2 separate regions of the Mus musculus genome follow, and region 2 is linked to region 1. The links are chromatin loops, found by intact Hi-C in ENCODE. Cell type or tissue: heart. All regions are shown on one strand. Each heading gives the region's core, and the rest is flanking DNA. Links, peaks and the distances in the headings are about the cores only. Region 1 holds the start of Dbi (diazepam binding inhibitor). Region 2 holds the start of Nifk (nucleolar protein interacting with the FHA domain of MKI67).

The links. A loop is a pair of places that touch in the nucleus more often than their neighbours do. Peaks named below come from ENCODE experiments on the same cell type or tissue, not always from the same donor. Only the 100,000 strongest peaks of a DNase experiment are listed, where the experiment ranks them.
Region 2: it touches region 1 in a loop (10-fold over the local background); 2 of 42 quality-filtered maps call a loop at or near these places.

The regions. Positions count from the first base shown.
Region 1 is chr1:120,114,376-120,130,112 of GRCm38, forward strand. It overlaps Dbi (diazepam binding inhibitor), which reads right to left and starts at 6,721. Exons shown (of 4, transcript NM_007830.4): 1 at 6,570-6,721; 2 at 5,520-5,637; 3 at 2,011-2,073. The coding sequence starts at 6,578. 3110009E18Rik (RIKEN cDNA 3110009E18 gene) reads left to right here and starts at 6,812. Exons shown (of 6, transcript NM_028439.2): 1 at 6,812-6,842. In heart, for the core only: a CTCF peak has its summit at 7,079; DNase peaks (open chromatin) are centred at 5,976 and 6,746; H3K4me3 peaks cover 2,465 bases; H3K27ac peaks cover 3,787 bases.
Region 2 is chr1:118,314,576-118,330,312 of GRCm38, forward strand. It overlaps Nifk (nucleolar protein interacting with the FHA domain of MKI67), which reads left to right and starts at 7,268. Exons shown (of 7, transcript NM_026472.4): 1 at 7,268-7,422; 2 at 9,007-9,150; 3 at 13,050-13,158; 4 at 14,778-14,989. The coding sequence starts at 7,318. In heart, for the core only: CTCF peaks have their summits at 6,320 (motif pointing left) and 7,173 (motif pointing right); a DNase peak (open chromatin) is centred at 7,256; H3K4me3 peaks cover 2,302 bases; H3K27ac peaks cover 1,373 bases; H3K27me3 peaks cover 461 bases.

The DNA.
Region 1 (15,737 bases), core at 3,478-11,477:
TGAGAATGGTTTAAATGCTTGGTTCTCAGTTAGTGGAACTGTTTGAGAAGGATCAGGAGGTGTGGCCTTACCAGAGGAGAAGGCGTGCCACTGGGGGTGGGGTTTAAGGTTTGAAAAGCTGATGTCAGGGTCAGTCTCTGCTGCCAGTGGACCAGGATATAAAGGTCTCAGCCTACTGCTTTACCATCATGTCTGTCTGCTTTCTGCCATGATAATCATGGACTACCCTCTAAAACTGTGAGCAAGCAGAGTTGCCTTGGTCATGATGTCTCTTCACAGCAATAGAACAGTAACTAAGACAGGAGGAAGGGGGCATAGACATACTATAGCATGGGTAGACATCAGAAAGGAAACTTGTGGGAACTGATCCCCATGTGGGTTCTGGGATCCAACTTAAGTTGTTTGGCTTGGTGGCAAGCCCCTTTACCCACTGAGTCATCTCACCAGACCCTCTACTTTATTTTATGAGACAAGATTTCTCACTGAACCTGGAGCTCATGGATTGGCCAGTGAGCTCAGAGGATCAATCTGCTTGTCTCTGCCCCTTCTAGGTTACTGGTGCCTGCTACGGTGCCTGGCTTTTTACACAGGCACTGGGGATCTGAACTCGGGTCCTTGTGCTTACATGACAGGCACCTTGCTGACTGAGCAATCTCAGATATCTAAGCTTTTGACACTGCAGGAATATGTCTGTCTGTTGTCTCCCATGATAATCATGAACTAACCGTCTAAAATTGTACGTGTGTTGGGCTACAGGTTGGATGCATCTGCTGAGATCCCAGTTAAATCTTTGGAGATCGTTTCTTACATATCTAGCACAGCCCTTTTACATCTCAGAGATGGCTTGAGGACTGGACTCAGGGCCCTCCAGGGGGTGCTTTACCATGCACTAAGCACCTGCATGATGCGTCACCCATGAAAGTAGGACAGCAGACAGCGTGGGGCCCCAGCCTTGTGGACAAGCAGGAAAGTGTCCCTGCACTGATCTTCTTGGTGCTAAGAATCTCATGTTTGCCTTTAGCCTATGGACTATTTGCTTTGGACTTTTTACCTCCCACAGCTGTACTACTGGCTGTGAGCAAGCTAAGCCAGCCGCCCTCTTCCCCACAGCGAGAAGCTGCGAGAAGAGCTGAGGACTGAGCAGAAAGTAGCTGGTTTTTGGAGAGGAATGAAGCAAATCTTTGTCTCCTTGTCACAGCACAGGGACCATGAATACACCCCGAGGGACATACTTGGTTCCTAGCGTCCCCTAGGGAAACAAGAAGTCCTCAGGGACTGAGAGAGCTTATTGTGAAGCTCTACATGCCCGGGGGCCTGAGAATGGTGTGGAAAAGGAGCAGCCAGACTTGCCTGGCCCCCTAGCAGAGCATTTTAGTGTGCTGCGGCCCTTCCTGAGTTCACGCCTTCCTCCCTTGTGAGAGGACAGAGGGCTTATTCAGCAACTGGCTAGCAAGCGTACGAAAGCTGCCAACGGCTTTGGTGCCAGCTTTCGGGGCTTGCAGCCATGGGAACACGTGATTTAGTGGATCCTGGACACTTCTTGGATGATTGTGCTTTTGCAAATAATAGTTCCATTCACTGGCCTGCATTACCTCATCCCCCCTTTTCATGTGCCCTTCTGGCTGAAAGGGAACTGGGGAAGGCCACTCGGCTAAGGGGTCACTGCCTGGCCTTGTTGGGGAGAGAAAGGTGTGGACAGAACTCTCCTAACTCTGGACACATCCAAAGTCCATGGCGACGGTATCACTCCCCAGTCTGTTTCTCAGCGGCCTCATCCGCAGGCGCTTTCCCTCCAGACAACTCCTATGCCCAGTGACAGAGAGCTCTTAGAAAAGTTATCAGTAACATTTGGAGGGAAAAGAAAGGCTATGACCTAGTTTTCTCCATGTGAGGGTGGCGAGCTGGGCTGGCTTCCAAGATGTGCCTCCTGACCTTTGCTCTCCCCGCTCTGGAAGGGAGCCTGCAGTGCCCAGCCTCACAGGGGAGGGAGTTGATCAGAATGTGTGTTACCTTTCAGCTTGTTCCACGAGTCCCACTTGGCTTTGCCCTTGAGGTCCAAGAGCCCCGGCCGATCTGCAGCGAGGGAAAAGCAGACACTGTTAGGTTTGCTACAAGTTCTAATGGAGGACTTTCAACTCTTCCCAGGAAAGCCAAGAATTTGCTACTGCTGTTGTTTTTCTGTTTTTTTCAAGACAGGGTTTCTCTGCGTAGCCTAGGCTGTCCTGGAACTCACTCCAAAGATCAGATTGGCCTTGGACTCACAGAGCTCCATCCCAGCTCTGCCTCTTGAGTGCTGGGATTTTAAAGGAGTATGCCGCCACCTCTTGGTGTCAAGACAGTTTTTATAACATTATTTTTATTGATTATTATCATGAACCCCAACTACACTTCCCAGTCCTTCCAGCTCCCCCCAACCCTCCCTCAAACCCCCCCCAAACAAAAAAATCCAACCCCTCCAAAAAAAAAAAAAAAAACCCAAAAAAATCCAATCAAGTCCAATTTGCGTTGCCCGGATACTCCCTGGAGCATGGTCAAACTTCCAGTGGCCCCCAGTCAGAAGCCATCAATTGTGAAGAGCGACAACCCGGCATTTTTATTACGGTTTTTAAGAACTCCTAGTGTCTCACACAGTGGGTTCTATTGTAAGAAACCCAGACGGGTTTATAGCAACCCAAATTTAAAATTGAGAGAAGACAGGATAAAAAAATATATGCCCTTAGGTTTTTATGAACTGTAAAGTTAAAGGTTTAAAACCCAGTGTTTTACTTTAAGAAACAAAAAACCCATTCTTCCTTGGAGCTGGGGATGAGGCTGAGTCGGCAGAAGCCTCCCTCGCATGTCCAGGGCCCTGGTGAGCTTCAGCATGTATCAACAGGGCATGGCATCACAGGCCTATCATCCCAGCACTTCAGGAAGTAGAGGCAGGAGGATCAGGAATTCAAGGTCATCATGGCTACACAGTGTTGCTTGAGGCCAGCCCAGGCTACATGAGGATTTATCTCAAAAAATCAAATATAATACAATAAAAGAAAAATAGGCAGGCATAGTGTTCACACACCCATGATGCCAGGGGCTGTGGGGCCGGGAGGAAGGAAAGTTCAAGGTTTTGCCTTACAGAGAGCTTAAAGCCAGAACGAGTGGCTTAGTGAGATTCTGTTTCAAAATTAGAAAAATATTAAGTAATACAAGGGCTGGGAATGTGGCTGAGTTGGCAGAGCGCTTGCCTATCATGCTCCCAACCCTGGGTCCTAGCACCAGCACCAGATAAACTGGGCATGGGAATTAATATCTGGAAGGTGGAAGCAGGAGGATCAGAAATTCAATGTTATTTTTGGCTATATAGTGAATCTGGGCCAGCCTCGGCTACATAAGACTCTGTCTTAAACAAAATAGGGGGTGGGGGAGTGCAAAGACTAAAAATCCTCAAAACCAAACCAAACTTCTACTTTAACCAAGATAAATAAACAAACACCCATTCGTGTGGTTCAGAATCCAAACATTCTGAAAAAATAAAATAATAAAATAAAATAAAATAAGGCCGGAGAGGCGGCTCAGCACGTAAGAGCACTGGATGCTCTTCCAGACGGCCTAGGTTCAATTTCCAGCACCCACATGGTAGCTCTCAATTGTAACTCCAGTTCCAGGGGATCTGATAACTCTCAAACAGATAGACATGCAGGCAATACACCAATTGAAATTAAAACATGAACATGAAATTAAAACAACAACAAATCTAAAGAGAGCTTTTAGGGTCTCTCCCCATCCCCCTTTCAGCTTGCTGGTTTCCCTTCGAGCTACATTGCTATTATCTGAGGGGGTGGGGGTGGGGGTGGGGCTCTGCCGTCCTTGCCTGTACTTGTCTTTATAATCTGGCCCTATTTCCACACATCGCTGGACTCCTTCTTGTTGTATCTGGAGGTTTTGTCTGAGGACCACGCTGCTTCCAGAGCACCTGCTTTTGGAAAGGCCTTTCACCATCCTTCCTTGGGGGACAATTTCATTGCTAGGAGCAGAAACTGCAGAGTGTGCAGCTTGGGGCACTGAGTCTGAGAAAAATAAGTTCCAGGAACCTCACTGGAAGACTGTGACTGCAAAGGAACCCTCAGAGCCTCAGAGGAAGACTCCCTGCCTCAGAGGAAGTTCTCCTTAGATGGAAGCGTATACTTGCCAACACGCCAAGTGTGCACACCACTGTGCAGGTGTGGAAGCCAGTGGACAACTTTTGGGAGTCAATTCTCTCCTTTCACCAAGTGGCTCCTTTAGATAGTCAGGCATGGCAGCGAGAACCTGCTAGCCATTTCGGTGATCCCTGCAACGTCTAATTCAGAAGCCGCTTGCCCCCTGTGGCCACTGAGCCCTTGAAACACAGCTTGCATAGCTACAGACTGGCCTTTTGGCATTACTTAGGTTTAGCTGTTTTCAGCTAAAACCCATATAACCACTTGTGGCTAGTCTTTGTTGTATTGAACCAGTACAGCAAAAAACAAACAAACAAACAAGCCGGTTCCCTGACCAGGCAAGGGTGGATTCCAAGCTAGTCTACTGATGCTTATATTCCAGCAAGTACCAATAGCGTGGCTAGAGGCCAGGCTCTGGGAAAATACTATCTAGCAGAAAGCATCCACAGCTCTCTGTTCCCTTCCCACTGGCTTCTCCTTCCTGGATGTTTATAAGCCCTCAAATCTCTGACCTGCTTGGCTAGCCACTCCAGCTCCAGTGGAATTGGAGGCCATGCTTGGTGGGTGACTGAGGCATACATTTTCTTCTATGCTGTCATGAGTCCTTGCTGGAACACACTGTGTTGCTATCTCAGGCTATAGCCACTGCTCAAGGCACAGAAAAGACAGTATCATAGACTAAGGTAACCCACAGCATAGTTTCAAAAGCTATACCAAGGGGCTGGAGAGACAGGCCAGCCAGTAAAGTACGAGGGTGTGAGTTTGACTCCCGGAACCCATGTGGGAGGGAAACAAATATAAGGCCACGCAGCAGCCTGTGCTTATAACAGTGCTGGAGAGGCAGAGACAGGCTGGCCCATCAACCTACAATACTTGGCAAAAAAGAAAAATCTGCCCAAGATTTTTGGATAGGGAGAAAAGTCACCTGGATAGGGCAGACTTGGGCCAGCAGCACTTCTGCCTTGCCCCAGGGTACCAGATATGATGTATCTGCTCATCTATTCGGCTTGGGAAAGAGGCCAAGCACTCCATGACCCTGTTCATCTGATGGAAACGGGAGGCTCGAGAAAGCGACTGCTGAGCAACAAGGCTGGAGCCTTTGCTGCCTTCAGAGTAGATGCTGAGATAATCAGTAAAGTCCTTGTAAACCCACACTGACTCTGCTCCCAGAGTCACTAAGAGTTTAGGGAGATGGTCTTTGCAGGTGACAATCTCTCAGCTTAAGGTCTCCATACCAATGTTCTGTCATCACAGCCTGCCTCTGGCAGTCGGAAGGCGAAGTTCTCAGACTCCCGGGCTGCCGAGCCAACTTGGCCCGCTCTGATGAGAAGCTGGGCATACCTGTATTTACATCGCCCACAGTAGCTTGTTTGAAGTGACTGTAGATGAACAGCATCTCTTCATCAGTTGGCTGAGTCTTGAGGCGCTTCACCTCCTCAGCGGCTTTGTCAAATTCAGCCTAAGAGTGAGGGAGAGGGAGAGGAACGAGATGTAGGTTGCCTGAGTGGGAGAGGCCCAGGGATGCCTCCCATATTCCCTCTTCTTGCCAGGATTCCCTAAGGCCCACCTGTCCACTCAAGCAGTTACAGCACTGTGTCAAGTGCTGGGAATAGTTTTGGCTCACAGTGGAAGTGCACGCCCTTGAAAATTTTCTTGCCCAACTAACTGCCTGGGCCACCACTGGCCCAGATCCAACAATTGCTGGGGTTCCAGTAAAGCCCGACCTATGATCAGCGGAGATTGACTGGGCAGTAAGGGGAAACGTGGTGTGATCAAAACAGTCGATCAGAGTTCAGGAGAGGAATGCGGTGGAATCCAGTGTCTGGAGCCAGCTGGTCCCTTCCTACAGGGGCCTGGAGTTCAGCGTTGACCTCTGTCCCAGTGCCCAGATTAGGGAGAGGCAAGTGGGAGGAGTCAGAGATCGCCCTACAGGGCTCAGTCCTCGGTAGTGGTCTCCACTGGAGGGAAGGAAAAGGCTTCTGGACCACCTCACCTACTCACATCTCTTCTGTACAGGGGCAGGCCAGGCACAAGACTAAATACCTTCCCCGACCTCCAGGCTCTTCAGCCAGGGCCTGTATGAGTGCCCCTCTATTCCATTCGGTTCTTCCCAGTGTGGGATTCAATCTTCCCTGTCCTTCCTTCCCTCTTACGCCCCATCTTTCTTTCGAGGACCCTGTTCCTGCTTCACCCAGGAGTTCAGCCCACCGGCAACTCTCTGGCAGTTCCGGCGTGGGTGGCAGTTTTACATATCTGCAAGGGAAAAAGTTCCGCTCCCCAGGCTATGAGCTGGGCTCGGATCCCAGAAGAGCTGCGGGATATCTGAGGAAATAGACCCGGCTGTCCCCAAACCCACAGCATCTTCGCAGCCCGGCGGGGCACACGCAGTACCTGAGACATACTGGTGAGGTGATACGGATGCCGAAAGCGCGGGAGCAAGCTCAGAAGCAGCAGCAATCAAGTCACAGAGCGCACCAGCTAGCGCCTTTAAAAGCACAACCCCGGCGTTCCAACTGAGCTCGGGCGAGCGGCAGCAGCCAATCAGAAGTCGGATCTGCTTTCGGGGGCGTGTCCATCCTAGCGGAGCGCTCCAACCCTTCCCGGACCCAAGAGGGAGTTTATTGCGCACGCGCGGGGAGGAGCCGCGGGGCACGTTGGGAGCAGGTGGGACGCGTTTCGTTTTTTTTTTTTTTTCCGTGGGGGAAGGGACGGACGGGACATTCTCCGTCAGGGCAGTTGGGCAGGAGCTAGCAGGCACTGAGAACGCGTGAAATGGGGTGCTGCGGGAGGAGAGCAGAAATCAGTATGATTCTTTCCCTTTAACTCTCATGCGGATTGGAAAGAGGCCGGAAGTTGCATCGCTGGTTGAGTAAATTATCCGACTAGAAAATGGGATGCCCCGACCCCTTTCGGAAAATCCAGGGAAGAATCCCCGGTGCACAGCGCAATGGTGGCCCGCTGGACCAAGTCCATATCTAGGCCTTTTCTTCTGAACTTCTGGCATATTCTTTGACATTGCCCATACTTGTCGGTCCTGCACCCCTAACGCAGTCTTGTGTTCCATCAGTGCTTTATAAAGGCGGAGACAATGTGATATAACAAACTTGCACAAGAAGAGGTGCCCATCGAGCCTTGGTTAAGTGAATAACTTTTCAAATGGTTTTTAAACACGTGACCTGATGCTTGCCGACTCCTAGACCTTGGACACGCAGCAGAGGACAAACAGACGAATCTTTGCTACTTTGCAGCGTCTTATAGTGGGTTCATAGTTGATTTAGTTTAAAAAGTAAAGAGTTGGAAGTTATAACTGATGTGTGTGGAGAGGGGTTGGGGAGAAGATGCTGTTTGAGCGAGTCCTGCAAGTCGGAAGGAGCATTCTAGCAGAAGCAGGAGTAAGCAGGAGTTACTGTGGACACTGAGGTCTTTGAATTCTTAGTCTCATTAGTGAAATAATTTAAAACTGATTCGGAAGGAAGCTTGAGGACAATTATATTAAAAGTTTGAGGTAAAAAACCCACAGGACAGACAAGCTGAAAATGTTGACATCCACTGGGGAGAGGAGACTGGGGAAAAGTTTTGCCTTTTTTTTTTTTTTTTTTTTTTTTGGTTTTTCAAGACAGGGGTTCTCTGTATAGCTCTGGCTGGTCTCGAACTCAGAAATCCGCCTGCCTCTGCCTAAGTTATGCCTTTTAAGCTAGACACGGAGGTCAGAGAAATTGAGAAAACCCAGAGTGTTAGGGAGAACATGCTTAGGAGTGCACAGCAGGTTCAGAGGGTTGAGTTTAGACGGCATTCAAATCCAAGAATATGTGTCCCGGGACAAAAGACTACAGCGGGGCAATGAGGAAGTACAACTAAGTAAAACACGACAGAGCTGCAGAAGTAAGAACGAAGTAAGCTGAATAGGTGATGGCAGAGGTTGTTCATTTTGGGCATGCAGGCAGTCATTCTGATGGAGTCATGGGGTGGGGAGGGGACTTTTCAACAGAGGTGATGGTGCTATAGGGGCCTTGGCTCCATGGGAGAAGGAGGAAGGGCGACAGCACAAGTGGGCGGGAGGATTTAGAGGGCTGAAAGAACTTTCTGGCAATGGATACAAAGGTGAAAGAGAGGGGTGATAGAAAATTCTCTGGAGGTCATTACAAAAGGGAGATAGTCTCTTCTCACTTCCTAATGTGTGGCCAGAGGCCTGGGCCACAGTTTGCCACCCTGTCTACCTGCCCCCTCATCACAGCTGTAGTGGTTTGCAAAGGCAGGGCTAGGGCTGCTGCTCGGTGCTGGAGAGAGTCTGTCTGCCTAGTATATGTGAGATCCTGGGTTCCATTCCCAGCCCCGCAAAAGTAGAAAACTTAAGTCCGAGCCTTCAGATGTCACCAGCAGCTTCGGTCATGTTTTGTGGAGTGTTTGGGAAGGAGAACTTTAATTGCAGGGAACACAGGTAGATTTGTTAGTTTGTAAGTCACTTTGCTTAGAAAGCAAAAGTAACAAAAATGTTGGAGGTGAGTTTGGAGAAATTGCCTGTGAAGTATAAAAAATGTCGATGTTTTCTTTGTCACTTCTGAAAGAGGAAGTGACTCCACAGAGCTTTGACTGGACTCCCATGCGGTCAGTGGATCCGTGGGCATGTTGCCGTTATCTGTATGTAGTCTGTATGTATGTAGTATGCCAGTCTGTATGTAGTTCCAGGTTGAGTTGTTGGTTGCTTGTAGGAATATAACTCACTTTATTAATTCCAGGTAGTGGTTCCAGATGAGGGTACAAAAATTATTTCAAGGAGGTGAGGGACATGCTGAAGGGTGTGGACCCTTGGGAGCTAAGCTCTCTTGAGCCAGAGGGGACAAAAGAAGGTATCCTTGTAGAGTTTCCCAGGCACCGTGTCAGAGAGCCTGAGGCCATGCTTCTCAGCACACCTTGTGCCTCCTTCCCTTGCTGCTCAGCAACTCTTTGTTGGTGTCTCAGCTATGGGAACGTCACTGCTAAGCCTGCCCTTCGTGCTTCTTCCCCAGGGAGCTAGGATGGCATTTGGAGGCCTTAGAAAAACTTGGTCTATTATTCCTTGAGTGCCTTCCATTTGTTTTGGAGACAGTGACTCCGTTGTCCTCGAACTTACCAAGTAAGCAGGCTAGACTGTCTGGGCCGGTGAGCCCCAAGGACCCTTCTTTTTCTGTCTCCCCAGCACAGGTACTGCATGCCACCATGCCTGACTGTTTTTGCATGGTTTGTAGAAATTGAACTCAAAGATTTTCATGCCTGTGTGGCAAGCACTTTATTGTCTGAGCCTTTTCAGCATTTGGAATTTAATTTTTAAAAGTAAACTGCAGGGATTGGCAAGATGGCTCAGCCGGGAGATCCCTTGCCCTGCTGTCCTGACAATGTGAGTGTAACCCTCAGAACCCGTATAAAGGCGGAAGGGGACAACCAAGTCCACAAAAGTGCTCTCTGACTGCTATGTGTGTGCTGTGTCATGCATGAGCTTGTATGCATACACACAGTCCATGGACACACATGATAAAAAAAAATGCTTTGGGGCAAGTCATGAAGTTTTTTGACTTACAACTTTCTGCAAAACTGGAAAAGGTCATTGGTTTTCATAATCTTGAGTAATGATGGGGTCCTCAGCCTGCTCATGTCCTCATGAAGGACTCTCATCATAACTCTTGTTATGATGTCATGTTTCTACTGTCTGCTCTCTCCTGTCCCTGAGCTAAGGAGAGCAGAGCTCACCATGCACTGGCCGCCTACCATCTCTTCATGCTTGCTCCTCTTAAGAACTCAACAAATCCTTATTGACTGAGTACAGTGCCTGGTTTTTTTTTTTTTTTTTTCTGTGAGATTTGCTCCTTCTGGCTAGGTGTAATGACACCCACTGAGCTCCCAGGAGGAGGGAGACCAAACCAGGAGCATCCCTGAGAGTTTGAGGACAGCCTGGCCTCACACTAAAACCTTGTCTCAGAAAGCAAATGAAAAGGCCTTGGGAGATGGTTCAGTTGGTAAAGCGTCTGCTCTGCAGAGACCTGAACTAAGATTCCCAGCCCCATGTAATTGTTAAAATGTATTTTCTGCACCGGGGAGGCTGATACAGGCAAATCCCAGGAGATTGCTTGATGGCCATGCTGGTCAATCTATAAGCTCTGGGTTTACTGAGAGACTGTCTTAAAGAGTAAGATGGAGACCAATTGTGGAAGATATCTAATGTCAGCCTCTGACACAAACACACACACACACACACACACACACACGCACACACACAAAGCATACATCACATTCATACACATAATACAACAAAAAAAATGGCAAAAAGAAGAAATTCAAAAAGTTCCTTTTAATTAGCTGCCAACTTGGAAACCAAGTGAATTCATTAGAACTGATTATCAGATCGTGGGCTAGAACAAACAAGGTGAACTCTGGCCAGAGGCCTATGCAATCTCCTGGTCACGCTCCCAGCTTTGGAAGCAGAGGATTTAAGATGGGGAACCCAGCCAACTTATCAGGCAGACTGACTCAGCCCATCAGTAGGAGTTGCCAGTGTTGGAGCTTGTCCTCGTGGTTATGAGTCTAGAAGGTATCACTCTGGCTGCCCACAGGCTTCCTTGAGCTCAGCGTAGTTAGACTGAGCAGGTGTGAAATGCCTACTTTGAAGCAAATCAGAAAGAAGTTGGTTATTTTATAACTACCATGCCACTACTGGATCAATAGGCATATCTTGTCAGGCAGGTCAGTATCGTAACTCAAAGGATCCAACACTGGATAGACCTAGCAGTTTGCAGTACACCTTCTGGCTATGTAAGCTAGCCAGCACGCAGAGTTTCTCCTCACTTTGAGGTTGATTTGTGTGTGTGTCTGTATCCATGGGTTTGCCTTATTGTTAGCTTAAAACACATGAACAGGTGAAAATTGTTCCTGCCCACTGGGTGTGAAGAGCAGTTTAAGATTGAGTTTCTTGCTTTAAAGGAAACCTCTAATTTCTAAAAGTAACCTAACCATTAAGAAAAGAGTTAAGAACAAATTAATGCTGCGTGAGAACTTCCGTGGAAGGCAAGGGTGTTCCCACACACCCAGTTAACACTCAGAGCTTGGTTTCCATTTTCTAGGAATGTGACTCTTCTGGCCAGGCTCCAGCAGTACAGCAATGGGGAGAATAGTATGTTTTCAAAGGGATGGGGAAGTGCTTCTGGGATAGGAGTGGGGAGAGGGGGCAGACGCCTGGGCTCTGTGAAGGTTGAGGGAGGTAGGAGTCCAGAGAGCTCGGTAGGAAGGTAAGGATGACTTTCCTACCATGCAGTAAGAGGAGGCTTGCTAGCCGGAGCTCTGAACGGCCCTCTTCTTTGCAAGAATTCTTCCTTTCTCAGATGTTGAGAGGGGCTGCATAAATGCAGGCATTAGAATGTGTGCAGCACACCCTGGGTACCATTCTCTACCATCCTCTCCTCTTCCATACCCAGGCAGCGTGGGTGGTGGTACCCAGTGCTGGACACCACGAGGGCTTGAGGGCGGAAGATGGTAGGGAAGTGTCCTTGACTCACTGGGAGAAAGGGAAGGATCGGATGTTCTAAGTCATCCTCTGCTACAAACCCTGTCTTAGCCCCTTTATGAGTTCACGTGTGTTTGTGTGGGGGTGTGTGCATGTGCATGCATGTGTGAAGGCCAGAGGACAACCTCAGCTGGTGGTCCTCAGGCACATCTACCTTTTAGTAATTTTGTTAGTTTTGCACAGTCCTTAAACTTTTTTTTTAACTATGTGTATGTATGTGTGTCTGTGTGTGTGCTGTGTGTGTGCAGGTACCCATGGACGCCAGAAGAGGAGATCAGCTCACCTTGGAACTAGAGCTATAGATGATTGTGAGTGGCTCCGTTTTTCTTACTGAAAATCAGTGTGTGTGTGTGTGTGTGTGTGTGTGTGTGTGTGTTTGAGACAGTATGAGTGTTCAAAGGCCAATTGGCAGGGGTGAGTTTTCTCCTCCTACCTCCTTTATGCCGCTCCCCTGCATCCGCCCAGCTAGCTGGCCCTCGAGGTTCCAGGTGTTCCTCTGTCTCTGCCTCTTATCTCCCTGTGGGAGTGCTGGGATCACAGTTGTGAGCCTGTACGTCCGGCTTTTCACGTGGGCTCTGGGAACTGAACTCAGGTCGTCAGGCTTACAGGCAAAGGCTTTTCTCTGCTGAGTCACCTTAGTGGCCCCACCTTGCTTTTGAGACAGGAACTCTTCCTGGACTGGACTAGGCTAGGCTGGCCGAGCAGTGGACCCCAGGGGTCTGCTTGTCTCTGCCTCCTCAGTGCTGGGGCTACAGGTGCTTGCTGCCATGCCCGGGTTAGTTTTTAAACACGGGATTTGGGGATTTAGCTCCTTGTTTAAGGTCCTTGTGCTTGCAAGGCTTCGCCAACCAAGGCGTTTCTCTAGCCCTTTCTTAGTGTCTCTCTTTGATATCCTCACTTTGACAAAGAAGGGGATCACTGACATTATTACTAGCCGGAGAGAAATGTTCTGTTCATATTAGCAGCTGAGCTGAGGTAGGGGTCCTGCTCTCCTTGGGCCTCTGCAGCTGCCTTGCTGGCGAATGCCTTGCTACTGTTATGACTTGCCTTCCATGGATGTTAAGATGGGCTAGGAGGGTGACCTTACTATAGTGGATGGAGGGACAGTGCTGGCCCTCTTACACCATCTCTGTGGAGAGGGAGGAACGTGTGTGTAACCAGCGATGGGGTGAAAGTTGGAGATACTCAGGTGGCCTCATAGCCATGGGGAAGATGGAAGTAGGGTGCCCTGTGGCCCAGATCCCTTCCTCCTCTGACAGATGATGGGGCCCCATTAAAGCCCAGTGAGGATAGGACTCCTACTATCCTTCTGATGTTTCTGATCCAGGTAGAGGTATGGTCGCAGTCTTTGGTGGTCTCTACTAGAGCAGAGCCATCCCTGCCTGAAGCTTTTTAACTTGCTAGGTTCCTTCTGTGCTGACTTTTGTCTAAAAATTGCAAACTCTGTGTGTGTGTGTGTGTGTGTGTGTGAGAGAGAGAGAGAGAGAGAGAGAATGAGAATATGATTCTGGTGTGTATGCCTTTGTGACCGTATGTGTATGTGCTTCTTGGGTGCCTGTGGAGGCTAGAAGAGGGTGTTGGATCCCCTGGAGCTAGGATCACAGGAGGCTATGAGTCCCTTGATACGGGTGCTGGGAGCCAAACTTGCAAGAGCAGCAAGTGCTCTTAATTGTAGGTCCACCTCTCCAGCCCCTAGAGCTTTCTGATTTCGATTCATCATTGGTATTTATGAGATTGGAGAGTTGCTAAGCAATGATGTCTGAGACCCAAGAAACTTCAGGAAACTAGTCTACCGCTCTCTTATGCCTCAGACCCTGAGGTCCCTAGCTTGCCTGCCCTCCTCCCTCCATGTTTTAGAGTTGAGCTTTGTTGTGTACAGAACATCAGGATATGGAATTGCACTTAGCAGGACATAGGGAAAAGAACACCATCTCTTCATGTAGGACAGCACCACTTGGAGCTCATTATTAGGATTTGTTCTTATTTATGTGTATCTATGTGTGTCTTTGTGCGAGCATGCACCCATGTATAGTGATGCTCACAGAGGCCAGAGAAGGGTGTCAGATCTGCAACTGGAGTAACAAGCTATTGTGAGCTGCCCAGTGTGGGCCCTGGGAACTGAACTCAGGTCCTCTGGAAGAGCTGTGCTCTTGACCACTGAATCGTCTCTCCAGACCCTGAATCTGATTTTGCCAGGCAGAGTAGGGCACAGCTGTAATTCAGTAAGGATTTGAAAGGATGAGACAGAAAGATTTCAAGTTTGAGGTTTAGACTTGGGGTACATAGCTAGACTCTGTCTCAAACAACCAAACACCCCTCCCCCAACAGACAAAACAATAAATAAATAAAACTTATTTTTAAATTACTTCTACAAAGTACACTAGATTCTGAATGTGTAATTCCCATGTGAATCTTCTGTTTTTCTTAGATTATTATTTAAAAATTTAAAATATGTATAAATTTGCCTGCATGTATGTCTGTGTACCACATGCACACCTGGTGCCCATGGAAGGCAGAAGATGGAGTTGGGCCCTGGAGCTATAGTTACAGATGATTGTGAACAGCCGTGTGGGTGCTGGGAACTGAACCAGGTCCTCTGCAGGAGTTACAAATGTTTTTAACTGCAGAGCTACTTCTCCAAACCCTTCATAGAGTGTCTTTGTACCATTACTTTATTTTCTGTGCATGTATATGTAAGTGGGCATGTGTGTGGAAGAAGTCAGACGACAACTTGTGAGGGCGGCTTCACCCCTTCCACCCTGTGGGTCCTGGATATTGGACTTCAATCCTAGGCTCCTCAGGCTTGGGTGCAAATGCTTTCACCCATTGAGCCATTCAGCCAGCTCTCCTGGACATCTGCTCTCCTGTGCGACTCTTAAAAGTCCAGCGAAGACTCTTGAGTGTCCAGTGTCTCCATTAGTGCTACTGTGGTTATTGGAAATGTGGGTATAAGGTAGAACATCACCCTATCTTAATATGGTCCTAGGATGTTGTAGATAAAGTACTTGCCTTGCAAGAGTGAAGACCTAAGTTCAAGTCCCCTGAGCCCATGTAAAGGTTGGATATGGAAATGTTACACTTTATCTTCACTCCGGGCACTCCTACTGGAGATGGGAGGAGGAAACAGCAAAATCCCTGGAAGCTCATGGGCCAGTTAGCCTGACTCTGCAATGGCCAGAAAACAGTAAACCCTCAATCAGGGTGAAAGGAGAGGTCAAAGGTTGTCTATCCTCTGACCTCCAGTGTGTGCCATAGCACGGCCAGTCCCACACAAGATTTCTTTTTTAAAAAAAAAAAGAAAAGAAAATGAAAAAGAATGCAGGTGGTCAGCTACTTACTAGTTTGTCCACTAAACCTGACACCAGATCAACTGAGCCTGTTTAATGTGCACGTTTGAGCGTCCAGCAGATGTAGCTTATCTTCCAAACACCCTTCCTGGCTCGAGTATTGCCAGATAATATCTGGAATTGACCTCTCCTGAGTGTTCTCTCTGTTGTTCCCTGGATGCTAACTTGTTCTTTCTAGCCTGTCAAATGCTTCCTTCGCGGAACATGACCTGGATGGAACTCAAACACCGCACATTTGTGAATGACCCCGTGACCCTAACACCTCCATCCTCCTTCCCTCATCTGTCAAGTGAGGATGACTACAGAGAGCCTGGAGCTCTGTTTGAGTCGGACCCTCTGAACTGCAGTCATCACCATCACGAGGGTGGCTTCTAGTGCAGAAGCTGAACAGACATAAAAGATGAGGTCAAATCCTGTGTGTGTTTCTATCATGCCAGAACCAGCAGAGGTGGCTCAGGGGGTAAAGGCACTTGCTGCCAAGCCTAACAGCCTGGCAACCTATCCCCATGACCCACATGGTGGAGGGAGTGAACCAGGAGACAGATGTCCTCTGACCTCCACATGCACATTCACACTCACATGCATGCACACATGAGCACAAATATTTTTAAGAGTATTTTAAAATACTTGTGTGTGTGTCTCATCCTGGCGCTCACTCTTTTTGGCTGATTGGCTGGCCAG
Region 2 (15,737 bases), core at 2,973-10,972, 1.8 Mb before region 1:
ATGAACCCCTGCTGTAACTTGGGTCTGGAATTTTCCCTGAAGGACTGTGTATTGAAGTCATTCTCCTGAGCTCATGGAGCTAGTGGAGGCAATGGAAACTATGAGATGGGACATAATAGGATACCTTAAGGCCCTGTCATTGGAGGTGTATTCCTAGTGGGTATTGTGGAACTCTGGTTCCTTCCTTGTTCCCTATTCACTCCCCTCCCTTCCTTTCTCCCTTCTTTATGGTTCTTTCAGGGCTCACATAGGGCAAGATGACTCCAGACTTGCCATGTAGGTAGGGATGATCCTGAATTTCTGATCATCCTGTCTTCCCCTTCCAAGCATCAGGATTGCAAGCCTGGGCCACAAGGTTCTGTCCCTCAGTACCTTGTCAAGATTAGATCCCTCAATCTTCCTGCTGCTGCTGCCAAAGAGGATCCAGTAACGCAAGGCCTCAGGACACAGAGACCTCAATAGAGAGCAGATTCACTACTTCAAAATCAAATTTTATTTTTTATTTAAATGTTATCCCAGCACTCAGGAGTCAAAAGCAAATCTCTGAGTTCAAGGCTAGCCTAGTTATAGAGTGACTTTTAGGACAGTAAGGACTACACAGAGAAACACTATATAGAAAAATGAAACAACAAAATGTCTTGAGACAAAGAAGGTCTTGATCTGTAACCTTGGCTGGTCTGGGATTTGCTAAGTAGACCAAGCTGGTGTGAGTTGTATTGCTTGATCCTGAGATCTGCTTCCCAAATTCTGGGATAGACACATGTGACATCACATCTGAGACCTAATTTTTTTTGAACTTTTATATTCTCTCTCTCACACTATCTTAGTTAGGGTTTCTATTGCTGTGAAATGACACTATGATCAAGGCAACTCTTATAAAGGAAAACATTTCATTGTGGCTGGCTTACTGTTTCAGGGGTTTAGTCCATTATTGTTATGCCCAGTTTGCAAGACCCTCCAGAGACCACCAGGGACCACAACTCAAGTGTAATCACATGACAGTCTTTATTTGAGTTCAGACTCAGGCCAAATCCTCCCTGAGCAACAAGATAGGAAAGCTATGCGCCGATCTGGGCTTAGGATTTATATAGGGAAGATTTGCAAGCTGGGGCTTCTGAGCATTGGCATTACATAATTGGGTAAATGGGTAAAGGAATTTTTTTTTTGTTTTTTCTATTCACATGTGATTTTTTTATTGGATATTTTATTTACATTTCAAATGTTAAACTGATTGATTCCCTGTTTGCCCCCTGGGAAGCCCCCTATCCTATCCCCTCTCCCCCTGCTTCTATGAGGGTGGTCCCCAACCCGCCCACCCACTTCCTCCTCCCTATCCTCGAATTCCCCTACACTGGGGTAACAAGCCTTCACAGGACCAAGGGCCTCTCCTCCCATTGATGCCCAACAAGGCCATCCTCTGCTACATATACAGCTGGAGCCGTGGGTCCCTCCATGTGTACTCCTTGGTTGGTGGTTCAGTCCCTGGGAGCTCTGGGGGTTCTGGTTGGTTGATATTGTTATTCTACCTATGGGGTTACAAACCCCTTCAGCTCCTTCAAACCTTTATCTAACACCTCCAATGGTTGGCTGTGAGCATCTGCCTCTGTATTTTCAGGCTCTGGCAGAGTCTCTCAAGAGACAGCTATATCAGGGTCCTGACAGCATGCACTTCTTGGCATCAACAATAGTGTCTGGGTTTGAAGACTGTATGTGGGATGGATCCCCAGGTGGGGACACCTCTGGATGGCCTTTCCTTCAGTCTCCTCCACACTTTGTCTCCATACACTTGTATTGGTTTTCCTTCTTCTTGAGCTTCATGTGGTCTGTGAATTGTATCTTGGATATTATGAACTTTTGGGCTGATATCCACTTATCAGTGAGTGCATACCATGTGTGTTCTTTTGGGGTTAGGTTACCTCACTCAGGATGATATTTTCTAGTTCCATCCATTTGGATAAGAATTTCATAAATTAATTGTTTTTAATAGCTGAGTAGTACTCCACTGTGTAAATGTACCACATTTTCTATATCTATTCCTATTTCTATATCTATATCTATATCTATCTGTTGATGGACATCTGGGTTCTTTTCAACTTCTGGCTATTATAAATAAGACTGCTATGAACATAGTGGAGCATGTGTCCTTATTACATGTTGGAGCATCTTCTTGGTATATGCCCAGGAGTTGTATTGCTTGATCCTCTGGTAGCACTGTGTCCAAGTTTCTGAGGAATTGCCAGACTTATTTCTGGAGTGGTTGTGCCAGCTTGCAATCCCACCAGCAATGGAGGAGTGTTCCTCTTTCTCCACATCCTCGCCAGCATCTGCTGTCACCTGAGTTTTTGACCTTAGCCACTCAGTATTCCTCAGTTGAGAATTCTTTGTTTGGCTCTGTACCCCATTTTTAATAGGGTTATTTGTTTCTCTGGAGTCTAACTTCTTGAGTTCTTTATACATATTGGATAATAACCCTATATTGGATGTAGGATTGGTAAAGATCTTTTCCCAACCTGTTTGTCCTATTGACAATGTCTTTTGCCTTACAGATGCTTTGCAATTTTATGAGGTCCCATTTGTCAATTCTTGATCTTATAACACAAGCCATTGCTGTTCTGTTTGGGAAATTTTCTCCTGTGCACATATATTGGAGGTTCTTCCCCACTTTCTCCTCTATAAGTTTCAGTGTACCTGGTTTTATATGAAGTTCCTTGATCCACTTGGGCTTGATCTTTGTACAAGGAGATAAGAATGGATCAATTTGCATTCTTCTACATTTTTCCCAAGTGGAACCAGCACCATTTGTTGAAAATTCTGTCTTTTTAGCCACTGGATGGTTTTAGCTCCTTTGTCAAAGATCAAGAAACCATGGGTGTGTGGGTTCATTTCTGGATCTTCAATCCTATTTCATTGATCTTCCTGTCTGTCACTGTACTAGTACCATGCAGTTTTTATCACAATTGCTGTGTAGTACAGCTTGAGGATGGTGATTCCCCCAGAAGTCCTTTTATTGTTGAGAATAGTTTTCGCTCTCCGGGTTTTTGGTTATTCCAAATGAATTTGCAAATTGCTCTTTCTAACTCTATGAGGAATTGAGTTGGAATTTTGATGGGGATTGCATTGAGTCTGTAGATTGCTTTCAACGTGATGGCCATTTTTACTATATTACTCCTGCCAATGCATGAGCATGGGAGATCTTTCCATCTTCTGAGATCTTCTTCAATTTCTTTCTTCAGAGACTTGAAGTTCTTGTCATCACAGCCATTTCCCCATGGATTCTGGACATGGGAACTCAGCTCTTAAAGCTTGAACAGCGAACACTGCACACTGACCTTCTCTCCAGGCCCCGGTCCAGATGTGTTTGTGGCTGCCCTCCTGTCCAATGACTTCTGAATAGAAGACTGGGCTTGCTTCCATCATTTCCTGGTGGTACCACCTGGAGCAGAACCTAGTTTTTAGAATTCTTGACATTTTTTTCTCAATTTCTCCAAGAAGGTCTTCTAGAATGATTCTGCTTCTGGAAAGATGGATTTGAAACACTTTTCTTCCTTCCTGCTGCTAAGTATTGATAAAGGTAAGAACCATGGAGGTTACATAGAAACAGTTGCAAGGAGGTACCGAAAGTCTGAGTAGACAGAGCATGCAGGGTCCACACAGTTTAAGACATTGCATGAAAGTACCAGGTGTGCAGCTCATTCCTGTCCTCCCAGAACTTGGGACATTGAAGCAAGAGGATCATCACAAGTTCCAGGCCAGCCTAGGACACAAAATAAGACCCTGTTGCAAACAAACATCTTTTTTAAAAGGAGATTTCTCAGGGCTGACTAGGTGACTCAGTGGTGAAAATACTTCCTGCTCTTGCAGAGGACTCAGGCTTCCAGAACCCATGTAGCAGCTCATGGTTATCTGCAAGTGCAGGATCAGAGAAATCTGACTCCTTCTGTCCCCCATGCACATCAGGCAGGCACATATTACATATGCATACATACATACATACATACATACACATGCATATATAGTTACATGAACACAAGCAATGTAACTAAAACAAAATGAAAGTAAATAAATATTTTTAAAAGAAGATGAGAAGTGTGGAGGAAAAGCAAGCAAGGCACATGCAGGGTCCATGGCTTTAGGAGGCACAACAGGTGTGTGGGTCCATGCTTTTAATCCCAGCACTCAGGAGACATCAGCAGAAATATCTCTGTGAGTTAGAGGTCAGTCTACTCTATTTATAAGTGCCAGGGCAGCCAGGGCTACATAATGAGACTGTGTTAACAGAACAGAAAATCAGAGAAGGAATAGAAGAACTCGATGACATCACAAGTAGCAGGTCCTGGGCTGGGGATATAGCTCTAGAAGTTGAGGGCTTACCAAGAATGTGAGTTCCTGGATTTAACTGCAGTACTACATAAATCAGATGTGACGGTTCAAATAAGAATGCCCCCATACATGGGATGATGTATTTGAGTATGTGGTCCCCAGTTGGTGGAACTGTTTGTGAAGAATTAGGAGGTGGAGCCTTGTTGGAGGACATGTATCACTAAGGGAAGGCTTTGAGGTTTCAAAAGTCCATACCATTACCAGACATCTTTCTGTCTTCCTGCTACTTATGGGTTAGGATATATGCTCTCAGCTCTCAGTGCCCTGCCTGCCTGCCTGCTGCCTGCTGCCTGCTGCCTGCTGCCTGCTGCCTGCTGCCTGCTGCCTGCTGCCTGCTGCCTGCTGCCTGCTGCCTGCTGCCTGCTGCCTGCTGCCTGCTGCCTGCTGCCTGCTGCCTGCTGCCTGCTGCCTGCTGCCTGCTGCCTGCTGCCTGCTGCCTGCTGCCTGCTGCCATACCCCCTACCATGAGTGTCATGGACTCACTCTCTGAAATGTAAGTTCTAAATAGATTCTTCCTTCTATAAGTTGCCTTGCTGGTGATGTGTCACCACACTATTAGAAAAGTAACTAAGGTGCTGGGTGAATTGTGCATGCCAGAACTTGGGAAGTAGAAGCTTTGTGTTTACAGAAGATGGGCTCTCTCAACTCTCTTGGCTGCCTGCCCATGCTTCCTGCTACCATTTGCTGCCATGACTTCTCTGCTATCATGGACTCTTCCTCCGGAGCTATATACCAAAGTAAACTCCTTTCCCCATAATTTCCATTGATCAAGGTGTTTTATCACAGCCACAGGAAGGTAACTGATACACTCAGGAAGAGGGAGCTTCAATTAAGGAGTTGCCTCCATCAGATTGGCCTGGGGATGTGTCTTTTGGGGCATTTTCTTGATTGGTGGCTGACGTAGGAGAGCTCAGTCCACCGTGGATGCCAACATCCTTTGACAGATGGCCTGAGTTATATAAGAAAAGTGGTTGAGTGTGAGCCTGGGAACAAGCCAATAAGCAGTGGTCCTGCATGGTTTCTACTTCAGTTCTTGCCTTGGTTTCTCTCGATGATGGATTTTAACCTATAAGGAACAAAATCTTGCTTCTCCCCCAGGTTGGTTTTGGTTTGTCTTATCATAGCAACAGAAAGAAAACTAGGACATCCCCAGAGGACAGCCTGCTGGAGTTGGTCCTCACCTTCTACCATTTGGGTTCTATGGTCCAGTTCAGGCCTTCAGCCTAACCTCCATAGCCTTTACCCTCAGACCCATCTTGCCATTGATTGCCTTCCTCCTTTTGTAGGGACAGGGAGGGTCTCATGTATCGCTGGCTGCCTAGATGTTGGTTTACTCAGAGTTGGAAGTAGAAGCCAGAGCTTCATAAAAGGCAGGTAAGCTCTGTGCTGAGCCTGCACCTCCAGCCCCTCTTCCAGTGTTCCTTATGTCATAACATTCCCCAAAGGGGCTTAAGGAAGCCCCATCTCCCCAGAAGTTGCTCTCTTAGATAAAGGGCTTCTTTTTTTATCCACTGAGTCTCAAAAATATTTTGCTTAAAATAATCTTCAGACCGGGTCAGTAAGGTGGCTCAACAAGTAAAGGCACTTGCCACTAAGCCTGAGTCCCCAAAACCCATACCGTGGAAGGAAAGAACTACAGCAAGTAGTCCTTTGACCTAGACACATGCGATGCAGCACAAGGGTGCACACACCCATACTCACTGACAGGCATACACTACACACAAAATCAATCAACCTGTCAATCAATTAATCTATAAGTAAATAAACAAATGGAGAAAAGACAACTGTTTCAACATAAGAAACTCTTACAAGCTTCTCCTTTTGTTTTCTCAAAATTCCTATTGTGTTACCTAAAGAAACTTACTAGGGAACTCAAGAGATGGCTCTGTGGTCAAGAGCTCACAGTCCTTAATTCCAGTTCCAGTGTTCTGATGCCCTCTTCTGGCCACTGCAGGCACTGCACATATAGGGTACATATACAGGCAAAACACTCATCGCATAAAAATAAAATAAATGGGGACTAGACAAATAGCTCACAGTTAAAAGTATTTTCTGCTCTTCCAGAGGACTTGAGTTCAGTTCCCAGTACATTGGACATCTCTCAACAGCCTGAACTCCAAGTTCAGGAGATCCGACACCATTATTCTCTATGGTCATCTGAATTCCTGAACACATACCCACTCACAGACACAGGTGTATAATATCAAAAATATAAATAGGTGTTGGATTATGCTGTGGAGACTTCCATGATGAGGACTGGTGGAATTTCAAGTCCTGAACTTGAGAGACCTCGGGGACTGGTGGAATTTTTTTCTTGTAGGGCAGGGTCTGGCCACTCTCCCACTTTTGGATGGTTAGAAAACCATTAGGGACGTTGGAAAACATGCGGGGGTGGGGGGACTGGGGAGGTTGGCCACTGGATCTCCTCAGGCAGGGGCCTGGCCACTTTCCTGCTTGAGCGTTTACAAAGTTTACAAAAGGAGCCCACAGAGGGGAAGGCTTTTCCTGTTGCACGTTGGCATGAACAGGCAACGGGCATGGCTAATGTTTGAGACTTTAAATTTGTTTTTGAGTCCATGGAGCCCAGGCTGTCTTCGAACTATGTTTATGAGAATGGCGCTGAACTCCTGATCCTCCTGCCTCTACCTCCCAAGTGTTGGGATTACAGATGGGGGCAGGGGGCGTGGCTCCAGTCACATTTTATGAGGCACTGGGTTTCAAACCTAGGACTGAGAACAAGCGCTTCACCAACGGAGCCTTAATCCGATTTTAAATGTTTTTAGTTTGTGGCCAGTAGGTGGCGCTCGAGCTGCCTCAATTCTAGACACCGGGGCCTGCTCTTTTGCTACACTTCCGCCTCTACTTCCGCTTCCGAGACGCGAAGGAAACGTCACTTCCGAAGGCTCCGCGTGGATTGACTTGTTCGGGTTCTCCAGCATGGCTGGGTTAGCAGGCCCCGCGAAGCCGAGTCTGGCATTGAACCCGCAGGAAGACTCGCAGTTTGAGAAGGCTCTGACGCAGATCCAAGGGCGCACGAAGAAGGTGAGCGGCGCGGGGCGGCCGGGCTGGCTCGGGAGCCAACCTCTCACGGGCTGGGAGACGATGGTTCCAATCAGGGGACCGAGGCAGGTCAGGAATCGGTGTGAGGTGAAGGAGGAGGGGTACCACGTGTGGGAGCATGGCACCCCCAGATCTCAGAATGTGTTAAAGCTGCCACGCTTCCGCTTTGACCTGCAAAATGAGGGTTCATGGTCTACCGCAGCATTCGGAAGGTGTGTTATGTCCCCTTAGTTTGTAGTGCTTAGAAGACGGAGTAGACGTCCCGAAGCCCACGTCCTGGGAGGATCGAGAGTCAGAATACAGCTCAGGGTCAGAATTCAGAATAGGGCTTCAACCTGTCAACCTGTCGAGTTCAGTTTGTATGCAATGTCCCTAACGGAAGTTTATAGTCCCTTTGGTTTGCACCATGGAGTGCATTGGAGAGAACGACAGCTTTTCTTTTTTTATTGTTGTTGTCCTGGGGGTCTTTTGGGAGGGTCGCTTTTGTTACAGTGTCAGTATAGGGTTTATTGTAGCCCAAGCTCACCTCACATTTGCTGTGCAGTCGAGGTCTTGAACCCCCTATATCCACTTCATGAATACACTATAGGTCACCCGGTACCCTACCTGACAGGAAACAAGTTCTTGTTCTCTGGGGTCATAGTATGGTGATAGAGAAGGAGAGTCTGCACCATGAAGGTTAACAACCGGAAACAGTTAAGATTCGGTGTAATAAACTGCCAACTGCATTCGGAGTTGAAGGTCTTGGTTTCACAGTGTTACTCTGAACATGACAGACTGTTACTTGCTTGTCCATTTAGCTCTTGAACACATGTTGTGCTGACTGTTTTGTAGGGACAGGTGGGTGTGGACATATGTGTGCCTTGGTGTGCATCATGGTGCGTGCGTGTGTGGGAGTCTGTCTCTTGCAGAGTCTGTGGCTCTGTGTGATTGAACTCAGGCCTCAGCCTTGCTCAGCAAGTGCTTAAGGGAAGAGAGATACCAAACACGGAGTTTTTCAGTTTCTGCCCTGATAGAGTTATGAGTTTGTTCCTGGACCAAGGGGAAAGAATGGTGTTGAAAATTTGTTGCAGGCCAGGCAAGGTGACTTTTACCTTCAATCCTAGTGTTGGAGAGGCAGAGGCAGGCAGATCTCCACCTAGCCTCTGAAAGGACTTTAGGAAGCTGGGTGGCGGGGACACACACCTTTAATCTTAGCACTCAGGAAGCAGGGGCAGGTGGATCTGTGTGAGTTTGAGCCTAGCCTGGTCTACAAAGCTAGCTCCAGGACAGCTGGGGCTACCCAAAGAAACTCTGTCTCAAAAAAAAGAAAAAGACATTAGAATTAATTTACTCTGAGGTTATGGAATGGTAACATACTTTCGTTGAAAAATAAAGACCTTTGCAGGGCATGGTGATATAGGACTTTAATCTTAGCATTCAGCAGTTAGAGGCCAGCCAGGTCTACGTAGTGAGTTTTGGGCCAGCCAAGGCTCCATAGTGAGATCCGGCTCAGAAAAATGTGTATACGCACAAACGTTTTGGTGTAGTATGAGTTTGTATTTTTAAAATGTTTATCTGTTTTAGCCTCAGCAAAAGAAGAAAGAAAAACTTAACCGTGGAGTAGTTTATCTGGGCCACCTACCTTCAACACTTTCTGAAAGCCACATCTATAACTACTGTGCCCAGTTTGGCGACATTAGCAGATTCAGATTGTCTAGAAGTAAGCGGGTAAGATTCTGTTCCTGAATTCAACTATGTATATTTTGCTTGTCAATTGTATGTCATCCTTTGTATTCATAGGCACAGCGTTGTTACCTACAAAGTTCCTGCTCGGGAACTTTTCACAAGCCAGGCATGGTGGCACCCCCCTTAAATCCAGCACTCAGGAAGCAGAGGCAGGTGAATCGGTTTAAAGCCAGCCTAGTTTACATCATGAGTTCGGAGATACCCACAGCTACATAGAGAGAGCTTGTCTCTAAATAAAGTAAATATAAGTAAAGTGATTTTACAAATTGCAGTGGAATCACAAGAAAGTAAGCTTGGTGTAGTGGCCTGCCTTTAGTCCCAGCACTCAGGAGACAGGGACAGGCAGAGTTTGAGGCCAGTCACGGTTTCATAGTGTGGATTTCTATCTCAATAAAAAGCGGGAAATCATGAGGCTGTGGAGATAGCTCAGTCTATAACTGTCAACCTACAGAAGCCAGGAACGGTCATATGCGCATGTGATCTCAGTGCTGGGAACGTAAGGCTTGCTAACCAGCCAGCCGAGCTCAGCTCCAGGCCAATGACAGAGACACCCTGGGAAATGCCCAGAGGTCCGAGCGCTTGTGCCATAAACATGAAGTGGAACACGTGCACACACACCCCTTCTTCAAGCACCAAGTGAAAGGCCAGGTGTGACCCCAATATTGGAAGCTGGAGCCACTGATTGTAGAACTTGTTGCCAGCCAGTTAAGCCAAAAGAGCAAGCGACCAGCTCAAGAGAAAGTCCTGTCTTGAGAGAGTAGAAGGTACTGTGCGCGCTCCGGCCTCGGCCTGTGCACAGACAAGGTGGTGGAGCGCCTTGCGGAACAGCACTGAGACTTCATACTTGGAGTTGGCTCACCTTTGTTAGAAGGTTCTAGCTGGGAGCTCACCCGACAGGCCGAGGGCTGGATGTGCTTACAGGGCACAGCCACACGTTGCTTACAGGGCTTCCCTCGGGAAAATCGGGCAGCAAGGATTGAAATTTATATCAATCTCAAGAGCAGAATCAGTGTTCTAAGTGTTCATTTAACTAAGGTAGTTGCTTCTCGTCCTCAGACTACACAGACAAGTAGATCGTGTTTATTTTGCGACTGCTAACCCTGGGGTTAATGAACTTAAGTTTGGTTTATGTAAGGTTTCTCTAATAGAGCCCCTAAAACCACAGGAATCATTTTTTGTGAATTTGCTTTTACCGGGGTTTAAGTCAGGGGATGGAAATTGTCGCTTTGTGACCACCACCTTCTTGAGGCCTACTGCCAACTGATTCCTCCCTGGAAGAGAATTTCCTCCCCTGGGGACTCCTCCCGCTGGTTGCCTCTCCTAGTTCCCTGAGCAATTCTTCCTCTTGGGAGACTTGTGCTGTCCCATCTGTTCTTTTGTTTGCGTGTGGGGAAGGAGAAGACGAGTCTTGCATTGTCCTGAGGAGGCTCGTGGGCTTTGGCGCTTTCTTTGTGGGTCATTGAGTCTCCTGGAACTCGTCTGGAATGTAACTGCCGTCTCCTGCAGGTGCCATGGCCAACACAGCCAGCAGCCTCTTTCTTTCCTTTTGTCAAGTGTTTCTCCTCAGTTCCTCCAGCTTCCTGCTAATCTTAGTAGCCACTTCCTCTGCCTGAGTCATGGCTTCTAAATCCTGTAGACTCTACAGTCTCATAGGATAGCTATTCCTCACTTGCTCTAGAGGTTGCTCCCCAAATACATCTGATTCTTGATGTATTACTGCACTTGTTTGACAGCTACCAGGAGATGCAATCTTTGTTCACTGTTCAGCTAGTGAGATGCAGTGAAAAATGAGTCCATATTTACTCCAGAAACTTGGTTCCAGCTCGAGAGCCAAGAAGTGGCTCAGATGCTAGGATGAGCCATCACTTGCATGTCAGAGACCATGTATTTCAACAGGTTTTTAAATTTACATCTTCTAAGCACCTTTAAAGTGTTGGGTTTTGATTTGGTTGGTTGGAGTCGGAGATTAACTGTGGAGTTCTGGCTGTCCCAGACTTGCTACCTGGACCAGGCTGGCCTTGAACTTGTAGCTGTCCTACCTCTGCTTCCCAATTACTAGGATTATAGGCACTCATCACCATGCCCAGCTTAAAGGGAATTTTTATTATTTATCTGTCTGGGTATTCTGCCTGTCTATGTGTTTGTGAACCGCATGCATGCCTAGTACCTGCAGAAGCCAGAATGGGGGGCATCAGAGCTTCTGAACTAGGAAATTGAAGCTGCCATGTGGGTGCTGGGAATTGAACCCAGGTCCAGTGCTCTTAGCCACTGAGCAATCTCTCCAGCCCCTACAGCCTTCCTAATGCTGCAACCCTTCTATACAGTTCTCATGCGGCGGCCCACAGCCATGAAATTATTTCATTGCTACTTCATAACTCTGATTTTTGCCTGTGTTATGATGCTGGGGCTTAAACCCACCTTTTTGTCTGTGTTGGGCATCCAACCCTTGGCTTTTTGGTTTCTTTTCTTTCTTTCTTGATTACTTTTATTTATTAGAATGGGGCAGGAGTGAATGTAGAAATCAGCTAGTTTGTTTTTTTTCCTTCCACCTTGTGTTTCCTGGGGTTGGAGTCAGGTAGACTTGGTAGGTAGTGCCATTGTCTGGTGAGTCATTTCACTGCCCTTGATTTTTGTTCTTGGAATGGCATGTCCTTTCAAATTCCCTTTCAAAGGATCTGTTAGTTTGCAGTGGTAGTCTGTTGTTTTGGTGTGGTTGGAAGTGTTGGTAGGAGATGGTTGGTGGTTGATACTCAACCTGGCCTTACTCTGTCTGTGTAACTGAAATTAACTTTGAATTGCTGATGTTTGTTTTTGTAATATGTTGTTGAGCTTTGTGGGACATTGGTATTTTCGTGGCATCCTGATGAGAGGGTTTTTTTTTTTTTTTTTTTTGGTTTTTTTTTTGGTTTTTCGAGACAGGGTTTCTCTGTATAGCCCTGGCTGTCCTGGAACTCACTTTGTAGACCAGGCTGGCCTTGAACTCAGAAATCCGCCTGCCTCTGCCTCCCGAGTGCTGGGATTAAAGGCGTGTGCCACCACGCCCGGCTTCTGATGAGAGTTTTTAAATTGCCCTCGTTTCATGGAATGACAGTCTGTTACTTAACACAGGTCAGTGCCAGGATCGAAATATAGACATTTGAACTCCAGAACCCACCCTATACTTATGACCATTCTGGGTGTGGGAATCCACTCATGAGCTGGTACAGGGGTTAGGAAGTCCAGACCAGTTCCTTTGCCTAGGCTGTGGAAATCAGGGCAAGTTCCTGGAGGCTTGTTCCTGGAGGTTGTTCCCACCCTTAATGTGTGAGGTGAGGTTGAGCTTGCCTGTGTTCTCCTCTGGCACTGGGGACTGAACCAGGGGAAACACGATAGGTTAGCACGGGCTTACATTGCTATTTTATTTTGAGACAGTTTTACTTAGTTGCCCAGACTGTCCTCATTATACTCACAAGATCCTGCCTCAGCCTCCTGTGTAACTGGGATTCCAGTCTGGGATTACCCAGACTGCTAGGGTTTTAATGAAGGAAAAAAAATCTGGCCCTCGCTGGTGTGTGCCAAATAAGACTGCCAATGAAATGAGAAATGAGTAGACAAATCCAGAACTGTGAAAGCCCAAAAGATAGCCTTCTTACCACCAGCGAGTACTACTGAATTCATTGTAGCCAGAATACTCAGGGATGTATCATACTAAGCCGAATTTTAAGGATACCAGAAAATCTATATTCCAAGCTGTGACTGTCTTATCTGTCTGTCTGTGTGTTAGTTTGGGGGATGGGGGCAGGGGCCAGCGGCTTTGAAATAGTAAAAGTTGCGACTGGGGCTTTTTAGGAGCTTGGTGATAGTTAGACTTAACTGCTCTTTTGTGGGTTTTTCTGTTACAGACTGGAAACAGCAAAGGCTATGCCTTTGTGGAGTTTGAGTCTGAGGATGTTGCCAAGATAGTTGCAGAAACAATGGATAACTACCTTTTTGGTGAAAGACTTCTATCATGTAAGTATTCTGACCTTTCTGCACTGTGATGGGATTACAAAGTTACTCGTGACATTGTACTCGGAAGAGAAGCTGACCCATCTTTAATGTGTGATTGGAAAGAATTTTGCTCAAATTGAAAACTGGTGGGGTTAAAGCCCAGCATTAGTGGTACACGCCTTTAATCCTGGCACTTGGGAAGCAGAGGCAGGCTGATCTCTCTAAGTCCAGAGGCATCCAATGCTCTGTAGAGACCTTATGTCATCAAAAAAGGAAAAGAAAACTGGGGGTTAGATAGGCATAAGCCAGGAAAAGGATGGCAGTGCAGCCTGAGGTCATTTCTTACCCAGTGAGTGGTGAATGCCAAACCAGAGGTCACTAACCTTTAGTTATTGGGATGTTAGGGGATTCAAATGGGGAGCAGAAGATGGGCTACAGGTCTGTGAGGCCTGGGTGCAGCCTCTTAGCCGAGTCTACACAGGGCAAGACCAAAAGTAAAGAATCACATTTCAAGATCAGACTCAGTGAGGGAGGTGCAGCCCTGGCCGTAGCCCGGCTCCGGGCTCAGTAAGAGGCAGTTTGAAAGAAGTGAAGCAGAGAGTAAGAGAGTAGAAAGTCTTCCTTGCCCTGCACAGACGCCTCACCCACAGATGCACGTGTAAGTTGTTTACCACAGAGACGCTGTGAACTTTTGTGTCCGTCACAGGGAACCTGTGGCATCACCATCCAGATCTCTGTCTTTGGAAGGTAGACCTAAGTGTGCAGCCTGCCTACACCCATGGTAGAGTGTACCCTGCCCTGGGACCAGTTTACAGGTTCACAGGGCTTCATGTAACTTCTCCCAGTTCCAGTCACCATGGGAGACATTGTCATGGTCATGGTGTTCCGTGTTCGGTTGAAAGCCTGGCTCCTGTTGGGAGAAAGTGGCTGAGCAGAAACCTGAGGGCATTTGTGCTCTGCTCTGTCCTGCTTGAGGAAGATACCAGAAAGGGCTCTGAGTTCTACTGGGTTTTTTGACTCTTGCCACAAATCCTTACCCTGTCCAGGACAGAGTGGGATTATCGGGGACTAGGAGTGTAGTTTAGCTGGTAGAGTACTGGCCTAGCGTGCACGAGGCTGCACATACACTGCATCTGATGGTTCAAGCCTTTGCTGCCTAGATTTGGGGGAGTGGAAGCTGGAAGACCTGAAGTTCAAGGTCATTCTAGGCAACTTTAGGGCCAGCTTAGGCTATGTGAGTCCCTGTGTTTAAAAAAGAAAAGAAGGAAGGAAGGAAGAAAAGAAAAGAGAGAAAGAAGAGGGCGGAGAGGTGGCTGAGCAGGTCAAGCTGCTCTCTCAATGTCTTCCAGTCACCATGGGAGACATTGTCATGGTCATGGTGTTCCGTGTTCAGTTGAAAGCCTGGCTCCTGTGATGGTCTGAGTTCATTCCCCAGATCCCACATCAAAATAAGAGAGAACCAACTCCACAAAGTTGTCCACAGCCTCCGTGGGCAGGGTGTGTGAACCCACACACATGCATGGACAATAATCATTGTTTGATGTTTAAAGGTTATTTCTGTCATATAGGTAGTTCATACCACAAGAAATGGCTTTTTGGGAAATATAAAATTAGAAGACCCTTTCCTCTTTGTTTTATAGGTAAATTTATGCCACGAAAAAAAGTCCATAAAGACCTTTTCAGCCAGAGGAATGCTCTGTTTCACCGGCCATCATTCCCAGCAGTGAAGCGCTATAATCGGAAACGAGGACATTTGCAGATGTTGAAGATGGAGTATAGGTTTAAGAAGAAGGAAAAATTACTCCGGAAGAAACTAGCTGCAAAGGGGATTGATTATAGTTTTCCCTCACTGGTAAACATCCTTTTCCAGTTTCCTTGGTGGTTTCTCTTGGGGTGAGCTCCCTGCCTCAATAGTTGTAGCCCATGTCTGATGATACAGAATCTACCTCAGTGCTCCTCACACGCTAGGTTGGGTTTAGTTTGTATATGCGACTCTTTTGGTTGATGGCGGCCAGGCTGGAGTCTGCCCATGCTAGGCAAGGGGTCTGGTACTGAGGATGGGACCCAGGGCACTGAGCATACGTCATCCATCCCTCCCACCCTCAAACAGCTTTTAGAGAAAAGACCTGGCTGAGTTGCATGGACTGGATTGGATGTAGTTTGTAGCTCAGGCAAACCTTCATCATAGATCCTCTTGCCTCTGTGTCATGGGATCCTGAGTACACAGATGAGCTTGCTTACAGCCCTATACAAGTGGCTGCTACTATTGTTGATGTTGATAAGAATGGGTCTCTCATTCCAAGCTGGCATCAAACTTAGAATTTCTGATCTTCCTGCCTCTGCTTCCTAAGTGCTGGGATTTCAGATATATGTAATGATTCCAGGTTCATGCAGTCCTAGAGGTATAACACAGAGCTTTAAGTATTTTACTTTGTATGAACTTCATTCCCAGGCCCCTGCCAGGTTTTTACCCCCAGTATAATTTCCTGCCTGTGCACCAAGTGGTTGCCAGGTGGCCTTGGAGGCCAGAAAAGCATTGGGTACCCTAAAACTATAGTTTACAGATAGTTGCAAGTCACCATTTGGGTGCTGGGAATTGA